2 separate regions of the Homo sapiens genome follow, and region 1 is linked to region 2. Evidence: read pairs that join two places in POLR2A ChIA-PET (ENCODE). Cell type or tissue: MCF 10A. All regions are shown on one strand.

The links. Peaks named below come from ENCODE experiments on the same cell type or tissue, not always from the same donor. Only the 100,000 strongest peaks of a DNase experiment are listed, where the experiment ranks them.
Region 1: POLR2A ChIA-PET joins it to region 2 with 57 read pairs; 16 of 35 experiments call an interaction of 5 or more read pairs at or near these places.

The regions. Positions count from the first base shown.
Region 1 is chr20:53,863,743-53,871,742 of GRCh38, forward strand. It overlaps LOC124904935 (a long non-coding RNA gene), which reads right to left and starts at 2,422. Exons shown (of 2, transcript XR_007067665.1): 1 at 1,319-2,422; 2 at 1-744. In MCF 10A, a CTCF peak has its summit at 6,270 (motif pointing left); DNase peaks (open chromatin) are centred at 5,929 and 6,209.
Region 2 is chr20:53,617,615-53,625,614 of GRCh38, forward strand. LOC105372672 (a long non-coding RNA gene) reads left to right here. Exons shown (of 3, transcript NR_134576.1): 2 at 223-384. Among named protein-coding and RNA genes, the nearest start is that of ZNF217, 28 kb to the left of the region's middle. RefSeq lists an enhancer at 3,931-4,695. In MCF 10A, no CTCF peak of the experiment used is centred here; DNase peaks (open chromatin) are centred at 4,257 and 5,907.

The DNA.
Region 1 (8,000 bases), 250 kb after region 2:
TGTTGGAAGTGCAGGAGAGCCAGGCCCACTGTGCAAATCCACAGTGACCTTGATGGCATCATGCTTGCTAACATCTTACTGGCCAATAGTCACATGGCCAAGTCCAACATCCCTAAGTCAGGGAAGGGTATTCCTCCAAAGTGTGGAGGAGTAAAAATTTTCTGAACACAAATCCGAACTATCCCAAGACCTGTACCCAAATAAAAATGAAAACAAAACTCAACTAAAACTTAAAACTGTGTCTTCCAAGGGACAAAAAAATCTGTATGTTGAAACTTAAATTAACTTTCCTGAATTTTCTTGTTGCATCATTTGGCCAGTAAGGCAGGAGCACGGTGTTCTCTCTGCTTTTCTGGTCCTTGAAGCATGTGCTTCGTCTGCATAATGGACCAATCAGAGCTGTTTATGTTTCTGTCCTAGCACCGCCCCCATGCAGCAGATATTTGATAAAGTTGGTGGAAGGCAATTGTTGAATTCTATAAATATATGGCAATTGCATCAATGCATGCTATATTTGTTTTACAGAAATTTAAGGTCGCTGTAGGTATTGTGCGTTTCTACATCAAAGCTTCAAAAATAGTTCCGGGGTGTGGAGGTGCACATAGCTTCTACTAGCAATACACACACTCTGGAGCACTCCCGGGAAGTCGTGGCCTCTGGGTTTTCTGTTTGTTTTTCTGTCTCCTTTGCAATGTAAATGAAATCACTTTCTCAGCCTGATCATTGCTCGAGGGAAATGCATGCCTGGAAAATAATCAACAGAGAGGAGAATGTAGACAAGTAAGTAAACAGTTTAATGAATATAAAATAAAACGTGAATTAAAGCTGGCTTTCAGAACCTACCATTATCCTTTCATCCACTGTTTATTCAATAATTACACAGTCAATTACAACTTGCATAAAGGATTTTATATACCTATTAGTCTATAAATATCTACAGTATATGCGTATTTATAGATAAAGAGGGAGGAGAGGATCGTGACTGAGGAAAAGCGTTCTGACAGAAATAACTGCAAATATTGCAAGGTTGAGCTTCTACCAATGCTAGTTTTTCCTGACCCAGGAGAACTCACATAGTGTTATGAATTTTAATATCACAGCAATTTTTTATCGAGAACCTAACAGGAGCCGCACATTGGATTAACCGAGAAATCTCTCTGTATCTATACTCATATTATTTCTAACCCATGTGACACAGCCACCAGATATCCCATTTTACAGAGGAGAACACTGAGACTCAGGAAGCAGTTCGAGCCTGTGTTTGAACTCTATTATGTTTCACGAGAGAATAGGCCTGTGATGAAGTTTGGCTACCCACCTGTGTACAGAGAGGGCCGATGGAAGACAAACAATGCAGGCATATTGATATCCATGTGGCTGTCGCATTTTTTGTGTGCCAGGATTAATGTAATAGAACACTCAGCATGGAAAGCCACCCCGGGGCTGCTCCTGTATATATTTTGTTACATATTCCCTTCTGTTTCCCTTCAGTCATTTAACATAGAGCTTCTTTCACTGGAGGACGAGAATAGGCGTGGTGAGTATGTCTCCTGGATTAGCAGGTGCCTCTGGTTTGAAAATGTTCATTCTCAGAACCATCGGTGAAACCCAGAGATGAAATCTTACAAGCTAATGATAAAGCTTCAAGTAGCCACCACCATGGGAAGGACTTAATTATGTGATGTTTAAAGCAGTGTCTGTAGATTACACAGATATGGTGTCTCCTTTCTGTCTGGCACATGCCTTACAAGGCACCTTTATTGAATCATGACTGTTAGCTTTCCTTGGCTGTGTATTAGGGCCCTGGAAGCTTCTATTCAGGTTTAGCTATTATCCACGCAAAGATCGTTATTGCTCTCTTGTTTGTATTTTAGCCTGGAGATTTGTCAAGGAAAGAAAAAACAATTAGGTAACTGTGTAATGACAAAAGAGCAATTTGGTTTGAAAAGTCTCAGAAAACAGCTATTTTTTTTTTTTAACTTCTAGGGCATTTCTGCTTTTTTGAAAACAAAATATGTTTAGGAGAATCTTTGTTTTTACAGATACAAAATAAAGCAAGAGGGTTTCTGCCTTTCTAGTTAAAGAGCAATCTTTAAAAGTCATCCAAGAAAAGTTGGCTCTGTTTTCTGAATTGCTATTTGGGAGAACAAAAGAAGCAAGGGAAAGTTTGACTTGACTTCCTCTACAATTTGTTTATATCATCGGAGCAGAAAGAATCTCAGGGCTCAGCTCTCCACTTCCTGAATGAGGAGAGAGAGAGAGAAAAAAAAATGCCCGTGTGTCAAATTCATTGAGATGTGCAAAGTGATCAGCAAAAATCCTGATGGACTGGAGCCCAAATGGCAAAGGAAGGATATTCTTCAATTCAGCTGCTATCTGGCAAGAGAGCTGCAAAGTCCTGATGGCGAGTGTCACCAAATACCTCCTCCTCTCCTCCCCAGCCACAGAAAGGACAGGCAAGGAGGGTGCAGCCTCTCCTGGCCTGTTGCTATGGAGTCGGGCTAATCCAAGACAATGTTTCAGTCGGTCCAATCCAAAGACAGCAGTGGTAGCAATGGAATAGCATTGAAATTATAAATATTTACTTGAAAATAATGCTCAAGCCAGACTTAACTGAAATGATAAGGTCCTGTTTACTTCTCTTGGTAGTAGCCAGCTGAAACAACCAAACCAGTTAAGCAACATTTTTTTTTTTTTTTTTTTGGTCAGGTATGTACTGAATCACTGGCAGCAAACTTGTGGGATTTTAGGAGAGAGCTTTTCTCTCTCTCTCTCTCTCTCTCTCAATTCTGGGCAGAATGCTTATTTTTGTTTCGTTTTGTTTGTTTTAAGGAAAACAACAACAGAACTTGAGGCTGGCTGAGTTTATTAGATTACTGATTATCACTGTTAGTTTCCCGCTGCTTGTATTTGTTGGGGGTGGTAAGGGAGATGAGGACAAGAATTCAGATGAAAAACACCCAGGCTTTTCTCTTCATGAAATCCCCCCTGTGAGGTTTTCCAGCTTGCCTTCCCATAACTTGATTCTGATGAGGTCTGCCATAGCTAACCTATTAAAGAGAACATTGAAATTGGTGGGTGAAAAGGGTTAAAAATACAGCTTAGCAGTGAATATATTCGGGTTTAGCACCCTTACTGGAGGCTGTGATTTCACTGGCCTTGGAATACCAGAGGGAATTGCAAAACATGTAGATAGAATGAAGAGATAGAGTGCAGATAGAGTGGGGACAGAACAGAGTGGTAAAGAGAACCAGGCTAAGGGTGGCTACTTCCCTCTGAAGGGTGGGTCATTCTTGCTAAAGTGGGTTTCTTGGTGAATTACAGTGGCAGCTCAGAGCTGGGTAAGAGGAGAAAATGCCATCCAATAAGGCTGGAGGCAGTTTGAAAGATGAATAATATAACATGCAGTGATTTCAAACTTCACGCTTTCTTATTGAAAGTTTTTCTTCCAGTTTGGAAGGCAAGTTTCAATCGATTCTCTTGTCTAATCCCTGCTTCCTGCCAGGCTGAGCTGTTGCTGTTTTCAAGAAGAAACCTGGGCCTTGATTTGAATGCTTCAAACACTCAGTGCTCAATTAGCCCTCTTTTGAATCCTCTCTGACGGTTGGTTAAATATGGGTCGAAAGTGCTTTTTTAAAGTGGAACTGATCTTGGGTTGAGGTAACTTAATCTTCCGGGTGTTAAGACGCTGAAAAATAATGTTTTAACGGAACAATTACTAGAAGACATGGAAATTGCATTAGGCTCGTCTGTCCAGTTCTATTTTATAGACATGAACATTTCAAAGTACAAAAGGCTATTCTATAAAAAGGACACTTGGCTATTCTTTATAAAGGTTCCCCTTGTACTTTTATAGAATGTTTACAAGGTTAATAAGTATGCTTTTTTTTTTATCACTGTATATTTTAAATGGCCCAACGACTGCTCCCACGTTGATTTGAGAATCATTGAAACTGCCTGAATGGAGCAGGGGTATCCTTTGTTTCCCATTGATTTGGAAACAAAAGACTCAGGGGGGAAAGAAAAGTTTAGTTTGCTTCTGAATGCCATATGCAGATGAACGTTCTGCTGATAAAATACACCAAGGATCTGAAAACTTTTTCAAGTCTTAGAACAGGAAGGTTACTCTTGCAGTCACACTGCATGTTTGAACCTGCCTTCCATTTTTCATTTCTCCCATTGTGCCCTGGGCTACCATGGGATTACTTATGTCACACACCCAAGTCTTCGGAAAAAAATAAACAGCAGTCAATAGAAGAGAACCACCATCAAACGAGGCAAAAGTTGTCTGCTGTTTCTTACTTAGGAAATACCCCATGGACATCATCAGTAAATAAGGTCCCCCACTTTCCCCCTCATCATTTTTCCCAATTTCTCTATATCCAAGATTCCCATCCTTGGCGCTAATATTTACGACTAGAACATTCTTTATTGTTGGTGGCTGTCCCGGGCAGTGTAGGGTGCTCACCAGTATCTGGTGACAGTAGCTGTTCCCTCTACAGTCATGAAAATAAAAAATGTGAAAATTGAGAGCTGGGCACAGTGGGTTCACCTGTAGCCCCAGCTACTCAGATGGCTGAGGCAGGAGGTTCCTTTAAGCCCAGGAGTTCTAGTCAAGCCTGGGTAATGTAGGAAGACATTGCCTCTAAAATACATATATACACATATATATTTTATATACAATATATTATATATTTTATATACAATATATTATATATTTTATATACAATATATTATATATTTTATATACAATATATTATATATTTTATATACAATATATTATATATTTTATATACAATATATTATATATTTTATATACAATATATTATATATTTTATATACAATATATTATATATTTTATATACAATATATTATATATTTTATATACAATATATTATATATTTTATATACAATATATTATATATTTTATATACAATATACTACATATGATATATTATATATAATTTATTATTTATATATAATATATATTATAGAATATATATTATGTAATATATATAATCATAATATATAATATATATAATAATATATTATATATATTATATATCATATATAACGCATATAATATATATTATATAATGCATATAATATATATTATATAAAACATAATATATATAATACATACAACATATAATATATTGTATATATAATACATACAATATATAATGTATTATATATAATATATTTTATATAATATATTATATATTATATATTTTATATAATATATTATATATAATATATTTTATATATAATATATATTTTATATATAAAACTAAAATAAATGTTATATATAATGTATAAATTTATATACAAATATAATTATACATAAATATAAATATCTAGAATATAGCATATATGGTATAGATCATATATATCATACTATATTATAATATATATTATAATATATAGTATTATAGTATGATATATACTATATTTTATATTATATACTATATACTATATGATATGCATCATATATTATATGATATATAGTACATACTATATATGTATCATATATTATATGATATATAATATATATAATATATAACATGTAGGATATACACTATATAATTTTATATATAATATAGTATACATATTATATATAAGTATGCAGCCTAAGCAATATGGCAAAACTCCGTCTCTACAAAAAAATTAGCTGGGGGTGGTGGTATGTGCCTGTGGTCTCAGTTACTCAGGAGTCTGAGGCGGGAGGATCAGCTGAACCTGGGGAGGTCGAGGCTGCAGTGAGCCACGACTGCACTTCAGCCTGGGCAACTGAGTGAGAACTTGTCTCAAAAAAAAAAAAAAAAAAAAAAAGTAAAGTGTCAACGTTGCCAATGTTTCCAAGAAGGGGAGGTGGGGGGTTGGCTTCTGGTTGGGAAATACTACTTGAGAACCATCTGCCCACAGACTCCTGCTTGAGAAAAGAAGAGGTTAGTTAAATGCTCAGCCAGTTATAATGAAAACAACTGGTTACAAAATCGTACTTTTAGTCAGAATTCATAGAGTAGAACTTAAAATAGACAAAAGGAAAGGGAAATAATGCATCAAGGGACCCAGAGATCACAGAATAGCCAGCCCTTCATTTTCAGGTGAGGGCCTCTGTGGGAAGGTGCGTTCCAAGCCACACAGTTGGAAGTTGAGCGAACTGAACCAAGGCTGGGCTTTTGTGTTTGCTGTTTAAACAGTGTGTGGTTTTACTCACCTACCATAGTGCTCCTCCTACTGGTGGGCACCTTAGAGTAGGCTGAAAACAACGTGTCTCACTGTCCTTTTTTGTTTGTCTCTGAGTATTTTTCCTTATGATCTTGAAGTAACATTTACTTAATTTGCAATGAATGAAAACAGGCATGTACAGCAATCGTTTAAAAAGTATATTTTATGAGGTTTTGTAAGGATAATAGATTAAAAATTATTGTAGTGACTGTAAATAAATATGGCTATAAAAAGTTAAATTCTTTTTGGCATATAAGATACATCTTTGCTCCTTTAGTAGGTGTAGTTTACATCAACTATTTTGTTATATATCTAAAAAAGAGAAGCCATGCCCAGAACCAAGTATTCCAAGTCCTATAATCATAAAGGTAATACTAGTAATGAGTGTTTCATGTTTACTTTTTAAAAAATAAGTTTTGAATTATGAGCTGTCCTGAGCAATAGCACAGGTGGACAGAATAGCATCACAAACAGTCCTGAGCTCAGCACTCTGCTTGACTGGTTTTGAGCTCTCCTGTTTCAGGGTCTTTTCAGGTCCTTCTGGCCAGGAACCGTCTTTCCTTTGCAGGGCTCACACCTTCCTTCCTTCATGCAAGCCTCTGCTGAGATGTTATCTCTTCGGACAGGTCTCCTGACTGCTCTATTTGTAGTGAATGCAACTCCTAAATGTATTCTGTATCATAAACAAAAAGCACCCTCCATCTCCCCTGGTCACTCTTCATAGCACTTATTATATATTTGTTTGACTTATTTATTGTCTAGCTTATCCAACTAGAATCCAGGCTGTGACTCGCTGAGGGCTTTGTTTTGTCTACCAATACCCAGAAGGATGCCTGTTATACTGCAGGCACTGAGTAAATATCTATTGAATAAAAGTATTATTGCCTGGGCAAACTTTGTAGGCAAGAGCAGGCTAGTAACAGTTTGGTGTAGGTTGATGAATTCTTACACTCTGGTAAATGACCTTTGTCTTTTTAAGTATAATAATATTATGTTTAATGTTTAAATGGCTTAACACGACAAATTATATTTCCAAGAGTTAATCATTTATCCATCTTAAATAACAGGTCTTGTTTTCAGTAGAGAAAAGTTTAAGAAGAAATATAAAAAATGGCCTTTCAGCCTACTGATCAGAGAAGCCCTAGTGACACTTAAACAAGCAAACAAACAAATAAAAACACGAGTTTAGGCTGCGGCTGCTCATGCCTGTAATCCCAGCACTTTGGGAGGCTGAGGCAGGCAGATCACCAGCCTGGCCAACATGGTGAAACTCCGTCTCTACTAAAAATACAAAAATTTGCCAGACGTGGTGGCACATGCCTGTAATCCCAGCTATTCCGGAGGCTGAGGCAGGAGAATTGATTGAACCTGGGAGGCGGAGGTTGCAGTGAGCCAAGACTGGGTCACCGCACTCCAGCCTGGGTGATTGAGCGAGACTCTGTCTCAAAAAAAAAAAAAAAGTTTAGAGTTAGAAACTTAAAATTTTATGGAAAGGTACAGAATAAAAAGTGGCAGATGTTCCCCTGTGTACTTTCTTGTTCCTTTCATAAAAATAAAACTCCTGTAACTAATTTCTCATGGATTGTTCCAGAAAAAATTTTCTATGCCTATAGGCATAACTTTATCAACAAAATACACATTCTCTTAAATTGCTTTAAAGATACACACACATGCACGTGCACTTCCCAGAAGTTTCTGTAACAACCCTTGCACAATTTATACTTAGATATTTATTTGCACAACCATATTGTGAATATCACCTCCACCTG
Region 2 (8,000 bases):
TAAAAATACAAAAAATTAGCCCGCATGGTGGCAGATGCCTGTAGTCCAGCTACTTAGGAGGCTGAGGCAGGAGAATTGCTTGAACCCGGGAGGCGGAGGTCACAGTGAGCTGAGATCACGCTACTGCACTCCAGTCTGGGCAACAAAGTGAGACTCCGTCCCAAAAAAATAAAATAAAAATAAATAAATAAATCTTTACACTATTTGTGGTTTATATTCTAGGGCTTTTTCACTCATTCCCTAGGCATGTGGGACCTCGAAGATGCCGAATCAGCTAAACGGGAGGTGGCTTGAGTAGGATTTGCTGCCAGCTAAAGCGTGAGATGCTATTGCATGTGCAAGGCAAGGCTTTCTTCAGCGGCATCATCTTCCAAAATAGCCCAGGTATATCTCACCAGAATTAAACCGGGCTGCAGGTGGCCTTTCCTCATACTTGACCAATGACGTGATTAATTTAGATCTGTTCGGAAGTATTTATTTAAATCCATTCTCTCCCTGAGTAGGTGTGAACTTTCCTCTTCCTACTATTTCTTTGAAATATTTCCACCTTACATGAATGAGCCATTGCACTGGAGCAAGTTTTCTTCCAGAACATAAAATAGATCATATGTATTCACACAAATGTAAAAACGATGTGCAATTTGAGCTTTCCCTCAAAGAAAATAACAGTGATTCTGGTTTTAATTCCTGGTATTAAATGTTGCAAGATTGGTAATTTGATATCCAGTGTGAGAATCTAACATGGGGTGCCTCTCTTCTTTGTCTATCTCTATTCTATTTCTTTTTCTTTTTTCTTTCTTTTTTTTTTTTTTTGAGATGGAATCTTGCCCTTGTTGCCCAGGCTGGAGTGCAATGGTGCAATCTCGGCTCACTACCACCTCTGCCTCCCAGATTCAAACGGTTCTCCTGCCTCAACCTCCTGAGTAGCTGGGATTACAGGCGCCCGCCACCACGCCCCGCTAATTTTTGTATTTTTAGTAAAGACAAGGTTTTGCCATGTTGGCCAGGTTGGTCTCAAACTCCTGACCTCAAGTGATCCACCTGTCTCAGCCTCCCAAAGTGCTGGGATTACAGGCGTTGAGCCACTGCGCCTGGCCCTCTATTCTGTTTCAATCCAACTATATGTCTGGTTTGAGGAAATAGCCAGGGACCCACGCTGTGATTAGCCCAACAACCCAAGCAGGGCTGACTCCTGAAGCCAGAGTAGTAACAATCAGTTCTGGCCTGGCTGGTCACGGTGGCTCACGCCTGTAGTCCCAGCACTTTGGGCGACTGAGGAGGTGGGGGGGGGGGGCAGATCACTTGAGGTCAGGAGTTCGAGACCAGCCAGGCCAACATGGCAAAACCCCATCTCTACTAAAGACACACAAGAAATTGGCAGGGTGTTGTGCTACACGCCTGTAATCCCAGCTACTCAGGAGGTTGAGGCAGAAGAATCGCTTGAATCCAGGAGGCAGAGGTTGCAGTGAGCCGAGATCTGGCCACTGCACTCCAGCGTGGGTGACAGAGTGAGACTCCATCTCAAAATAAATAAATAAATAAATAAATAGGCAGGGCATGGTGGCTCATGCCTATACTCCCAGCACTTTGGGAGGCCAAGGCAGGCGGATCACGAGGTCAGGAGATCGAGACCATCCTGGCTAACGCGGTGAAACCCGGTCTATACTAAAAATAATAAGATTAGCTGGGCATAGTGGCAGGCGCCTGTAGTCCCAGCTACTCGGGAGGCTGAGACAGGAAAATGGCGTGAACCCGGGAGGCGGAACTTGCAGTGAGCCGAGATCGCACCACTGCACTCCAGCCTGGGTGACAGAGCCACACTCCGTCTCAAAAAATAAATAAATAAATAAATAATCAGTCCTGACCTAATACAACAGACATGAATGGCAAAAAGTTTGATTGTGCAATTTTCTCCATAAGAGGACCTGAGGCAGGTCGTATGCTTGCTGTCTAGAAAATAATTTCAATGTATTTTGGATTCATCCATACTAAGCAGTTTTTGCTTTGTTAACTGTTTCACCTTATGAGATTTTTATTTTGAGAACAACGTGTGGTGAACGTTGGGATGTTTTTTTCTTCCTCCTCTTTTTTTTCCCTTCTGCTTTAAAAATAAGATAAGCTTGCATGCAAATAGAGTTCAGGGTGACCACAGTAACATTCTCAGCTTTATTTACTGAATTACGGAGTCTCCCTTCACTTGATTAAGTTCCATTTGCATATCTTTAACATGAGAAACACTTTATTCCACTTTATTCCATTAATGAGTCATTTGAGACATCTTCAGAGTTTATAGCAATGCTGAAAGAATGGATGTCTTCTGTATGAAAACTTAGGGGTTGTTTTATGTGCAGAGAAAGAGAGAGACAAATAGAGGTTTTTTAAAAAAAAAAATTCTAAAACTGAAATGTGCTCAAATGAATTAAAGATATTTGAAATATATTTATGTATGTATTTCTAGCTAAAGAAATATATAGTATAACATTCTCATTCTATGAAGAAATAGGCTATTTCCTTTTGTGCTACATATAATTAGTTTTCTTTTTTTTTTTTTTTTTTTTTGAGATGGAGTCTTGCTCTGTCACCCAGGCTGCAGTGCAGTGGTGCGATGTCGGCTCACTGCAAGCTCCGCCTCCCAGGTTCACGCCATTCTCCTGCCTCAGCCTCCCGAGTAGCTGGGACTACAGGTGCTCACCACCTCGCCTGGCTAATTTTTTGTATTTTTAGTAGAGACGGGGTTTCACCGTGTTAGCCAGGATGGTCTTGATCTCCTGACCTCGTGATCCGCCCGCCTCGGCCTCCCAAAGTCCTGGGATTACAGGCGTGAGCCACCGTGCCCGGCCATATAATTAGTTTTCGAAGAAGAATAATAACTCTATATGTTTACTATTTTTATTTTTTTAATTTAATTTTTTTTTATTTGAGACGGAGTCTTGCTCAGTTGCCCAGACTGGAGTGCAGTGGCACAATCTCGGCTCACCACAACCTCCACCTCCTGGGTTCTAGCGATTCTCCTGCTTCAGCCTCCTGAGTAGCTGGGATTACAGGCGTGCACCACCACACCCAGCTAATTCTTGTATTTTTAGTAGAGATGGGGTTTCACCATGTTGGCCAGACTGGTCTCGAACTGCTGACCTTGTGATCCACCTGCCTTGGCCTCTCAAAGTGCTGGGATTACAGGCGTGAGCCACCGCACTCGGCCTATTTTATTATTTTTTATTTTATTTTTGGAGAGCAATGGCACAATTTCGGCTCACTGAAATCTCGACCTCCCGAATTCAGGCGATTCCCTTGCCTCCCGGAGTAGCTGGGACTACAAGCGCCCACCACCACGCTCGGCTAATTTTTGTATTTTTATTAGAGACAGGGTTTCACCATGAGGGCCAGGCTGGTCTTGAACTCCTGACCTCAAGTGATCTGCCAGTCTCGGCCTCCCAAAGTGCTGGGAATACAGGCTGTGAGCCACTGCGCCTGGCCTGAATTTTTATTTTTTTTTTTTGAGATGGAGTCTTGCTCTGTCGCCCTGGCTGGAGTTCAGTGGCAGGATCCCAGCTCACTGCAACCTCCGCCTCCTGGGTTCAAGCAATTCTCCTGCCTCAGTCTCCTGAGTAGCTGGGATTACAGGCATGCGCCACCACACCCAGCTAATTTTTTGTATTTTTGGTAGAGACGGGTTTCACCATGTTGGCCAGGCTGGTCTCGAACTCCTGACTTCAAGTGATCTGCCTGCCTCAGCCTCTCAAAGTGCTGGGATTATAGGCATGAGCCGCTGTGCCTGGCTGAATATTTTTACATAGGAAAACAAAAGAGAGAGAAAAAGAAAGACAATCTCAATGCTTTTCTCAGAAAGAACAGGAAGCCTCAAGGAGGAAGTAGGTGACAGTTTATTTTTCAACAAGCACACGTTATCAAGTGAATGAAATTCCTCTGGAAGCTATAAAATTGAAGATTGGAGGATGGCAGTGTTCAGATAGCATGAAAGGTTGCTCACTATTTAGGAATTTTTTTCAAAGCTAAGTTATTAATGAAAGCCAATTATTTGCACTTTTCCAGAAGGAAACACTGAGTCATTCATGAAATGATCTAAGATTTTGAAACTTGCTTACACCATTTTTTTCCCCTCCTCCTTTCTTACCTGTGCCAAAAACAGAAAAGCCAACTACTCACTGGGGCCTAAATCCAGGGAGCCTGCACCAAATTAGCTCAAGACTGGAGTAATTTAACAGACTCGTGATGCCCCGAAGGCTTAGGTCCTACCAGGATGGTAAACTCTGAAGTGCCTCCATTGCCCCCGCAGGGTGCAGAGCACAGGGGCCTGGTCCCCACCTCTGGAGGGCCTGTGATTAACTGGTTCTGGCTCAGTAATTATTTAGCCATATCCCTGGACTGCCTCCAAGTTTCAAGTCGAACAGCAAAAGGGCGTGGGCCCGCAGATAGGCAGAACCGTGCTCCTAGGAGGCATTACTTATTTACAGCCAGATCCCTACGGAATTTGGCCAGAGATGGGATACAGATGAGAATGTGTTTGGCTAGGAAATACTGACTTCTTGATGCATTTATGGAAAGTTTGTGAGCTTAGGCCAGTAAACCATGTCAAAAACACAGTCAACAAATGTTTGTTTCAGGAATAAACTGTGAGTGAGGTGGTTTTAACCTAGGGACAGCTTCATTCTGTTTCTTTCCTGGTGAGACTATTTCTAGGTACTTTTTAAAAAACGTACGTTGAGGCAAATTCACTAAGAGTCAAACCACTGAAGTTTCTGGTTAGGCCATCAGTGGAAGCTGCTTATTTCATCTTCACAAACAACTGTAAGTCCATGTAGATAAATAATGTAGACAAGGAAACAATGTTTTGATCCAAACAATACAGAAAAGCTTGGAATTGTGCCTCCTTAACGTAACACCTTATGTTTGCATTGTTCTGTTAAAAGGATTTTACAGATACATTATCTTAAAATGACACTGCAAGGTACAGAGGGGAAGTTGAATGTCCCATTTCACAGATTAGACAACGGTGGCTCAGAGAGACCATGACCTTCCGAAGGTCACAAAATTAGTACATTGCAAAGTCCATGCTTAAATCCAGGGCCCCTGGCAAGAGTGCTGAGCTTGCCCCTTACAAACCGGATCTGAATGTTCCCTTCTGTATACCAGGACTCTGTGAGCTTATGTCCTTTGGTTTTGCATTAAACCTGAGCTTTTAGCTCCTAGAATTCACAAGGAATATTCAAGTCTATTTCCACTCCCTACCTTGAAGCTCCTGGTCTGTTTTCACAACAGGGGATGTGCCTGTTTGAGAAGGAAGTGGTCTAGAGTCTGGTATTAGTGTAAAATGGCTTCCTCTTTTTCTCCTTGAATTTATTCTGGTAGTATTTTATCCCAATACTCCTCCCCCGCAGCAAAAAAATCCCAAATTCTGCAACACAATTGAGGAACTTAAAAAAAAAAGAAAAGAAAAACCTTTCTCATCCACTAAGATGTTACTAATGATCACCAGTGATTTTTAATTCCCTTTGTATATGTGTGTATTTTTCAGCTTTTTTTTTAAACAATGATATAGGGTGGGGTTTTCTAACATTTAGGGAAAAAATTATTTTTAAAAAATCTCATTATTTTTGTGTAATTCACATGGTGTAATTCACACAATGGGTGGTTATTACTAACACCAGTAGGAAAAAATATCACAGGAGCTTCATGACAAATCCTTAGGCAGGGTTTAGGTCTCACTAATTTAGAATATGCCTGGTAAGCACTGGTTAAAAATTGATGATCCCGGGAAGTCTTTCTCAAACGATTTTTGTAAAATACCTAGGAGACCTTGAACTGTCTGTTACGGAGGTTTCCAATCCTGAGGAGAAGGACGGAGGGTGGCGTTCACGAGGGATACTGCCTATTACTCAGCTTAAAGTCCCCTTGGCTCTGCCCTCCTCCTCCTCCTCGTGCTGCGAGCTGGGAGGAGTCAGCGTTTTCTCTCCCTAACTGGCATTTTCACTAGGCAGAATACTTGTCTTTTGTGAACGTTTTCATTTTCAAGACATATAAAAGAAAACTTTGTTCTTTAGTAAGTGATTTTCTCCCCCGACAGGGAGAGGGTTACAAATCCCTCCCTCTCCAGCGGAGTTTTCTTATCTCTTATTTACAGAGCAGTAGCCATTTTGGGGAGGGGGAAAAGTTGTCAGCAACTCACGTCCTAATAATGGCAGATATTTTTCTTAAGCCCTCACCATGTCCCAAGCACTCTCCCAAGAGTTTTACATGTATTAACTCAGTTAATCCTTCCTAGAGCCTTATGGTATACGTGCTATTAGGATCCCGATTTTACAGAGGAAGAGACTGAGGAACAGAAATGTAAACTAACCTGCCAAGATCACACAGAGGCTGGGATTAGCTCTCTGACCTCTGTCCCAGAGGCAGAATTTTTTTCTAATCTCACGAGTATAGGTGAAAGTCAGAGTCTCATTACAGATTGAGACTGAACAGAAAGTTGGAATCCATTGAAAAAGAGGTGTGTGACATTGATCAAGGCCAGCACTTTTATTTTTGCCCATTTATACTTCCTTAAAAATCTATGAGCCAACTCTGTTGTTACAACACAAACATGCAGTGGTTCCCTAGCCAGGTCAGGTCAGCTAGAAAATACAACATACGCTCTTGAACAACTAGATTTATTTCAACCCAATTTTCAATGTTTATATAATTCAATTGTAAAATGTTAAAACTTGGAGGATTTTATTCACCAGCTGAAGGACTCATAGTTACTATCTTTAAAAACAGCAGTGAATAAGCAAACTATAAACTAACAAAAAAACCAAGCACAACAAAACAAACAGCAAATTAGGTTTAATCATAATGCTTGGGAGAATATGTATTTGGCTTAATTATATTTTCTTCTTTTTTTTTTTTTTTTTGAGATGGAGTTTCGCTCTTGTTGCCCAGGCTGGAGTGCAATGGCACGATCTCAGCTCACTGCAATCTCCGCCTCCTGGATTCAAGCGATTCTCCTGTCTCAGCCTCATAAGTAGCTGGGATTGGCCGGGTGCAGTGGCTCACACCTGTAATCCCAGCACTTTGGGAGGCCGAGGCAGGTGGATCACGAGGTCAGGAGTTCAAAACCAGGCTGGCCAAGAAGGTGAAACCCCGTCTCTACTAAAAATACAAAAAATTAGCCGAGTGCAGTGGCAGGCACCTGTAATCCCAGTACTCGGGAGGCTGAGGCAGGAGAATCGCTTGAACTCGGAGGGCGGAGGTTGCAGTGAGCTGAGCTCGCGCCACTGCACTCCAGCCTGGCGACAGTGTGAGACTCCATCTCAAATTAAAAAAAAAAAAAGAAAAGTAGCTGGGATTACAGGTGCCCGCCACCATGCCCGGCTAATTTTTGCATTTTTAGTAGACACAGGGTTTCATCATATTGGTCAGGCTGGTCTCAAACTCCTGACCTCAGGTGATCCACCTGCCTCCGCCTCTCAAAGTGCTGGGATTTCAGGCGTGAGCCACCGCGCCCGGCCAATTATATTTTCTAGTTACTCAGCTATCTACAAATAAAGGTTTTGTTTCATCTTTACATATTTTAAATATGTCTTACTATATATTTATATGTATACATAAATATTTCTTGTACTCTTTTAATATGTAAGGAATAGTTTTCCATCTTTAAACATGTTTAATATGGTAAACATCCTTTTTTATGAAACAAGATTGAATATCAATAAACTAAACCACAAGTAGAAAAAACTATCATTTTTCATGGAGAATTCACAGTTCTTTAATGCTCTCATTCTGAATCTGAATAATCATTCATGATGAAATAGAAAGCACAAATAAGTTTTACCCACATGGACTCTTCATAACATTCCCTGGAGGCTTCCTTTTTCAGACCAAATCTTTAATATCAGTTCTGTCCTTATGATTTATCTCTTCCTCCTTCAAAAGAGAAAGTAAAAAAAAAATAAAAATTAAAGGCTTTTTTTTTTTTTTGAGACGGAGTCTCACTTTATCGCCCAGGC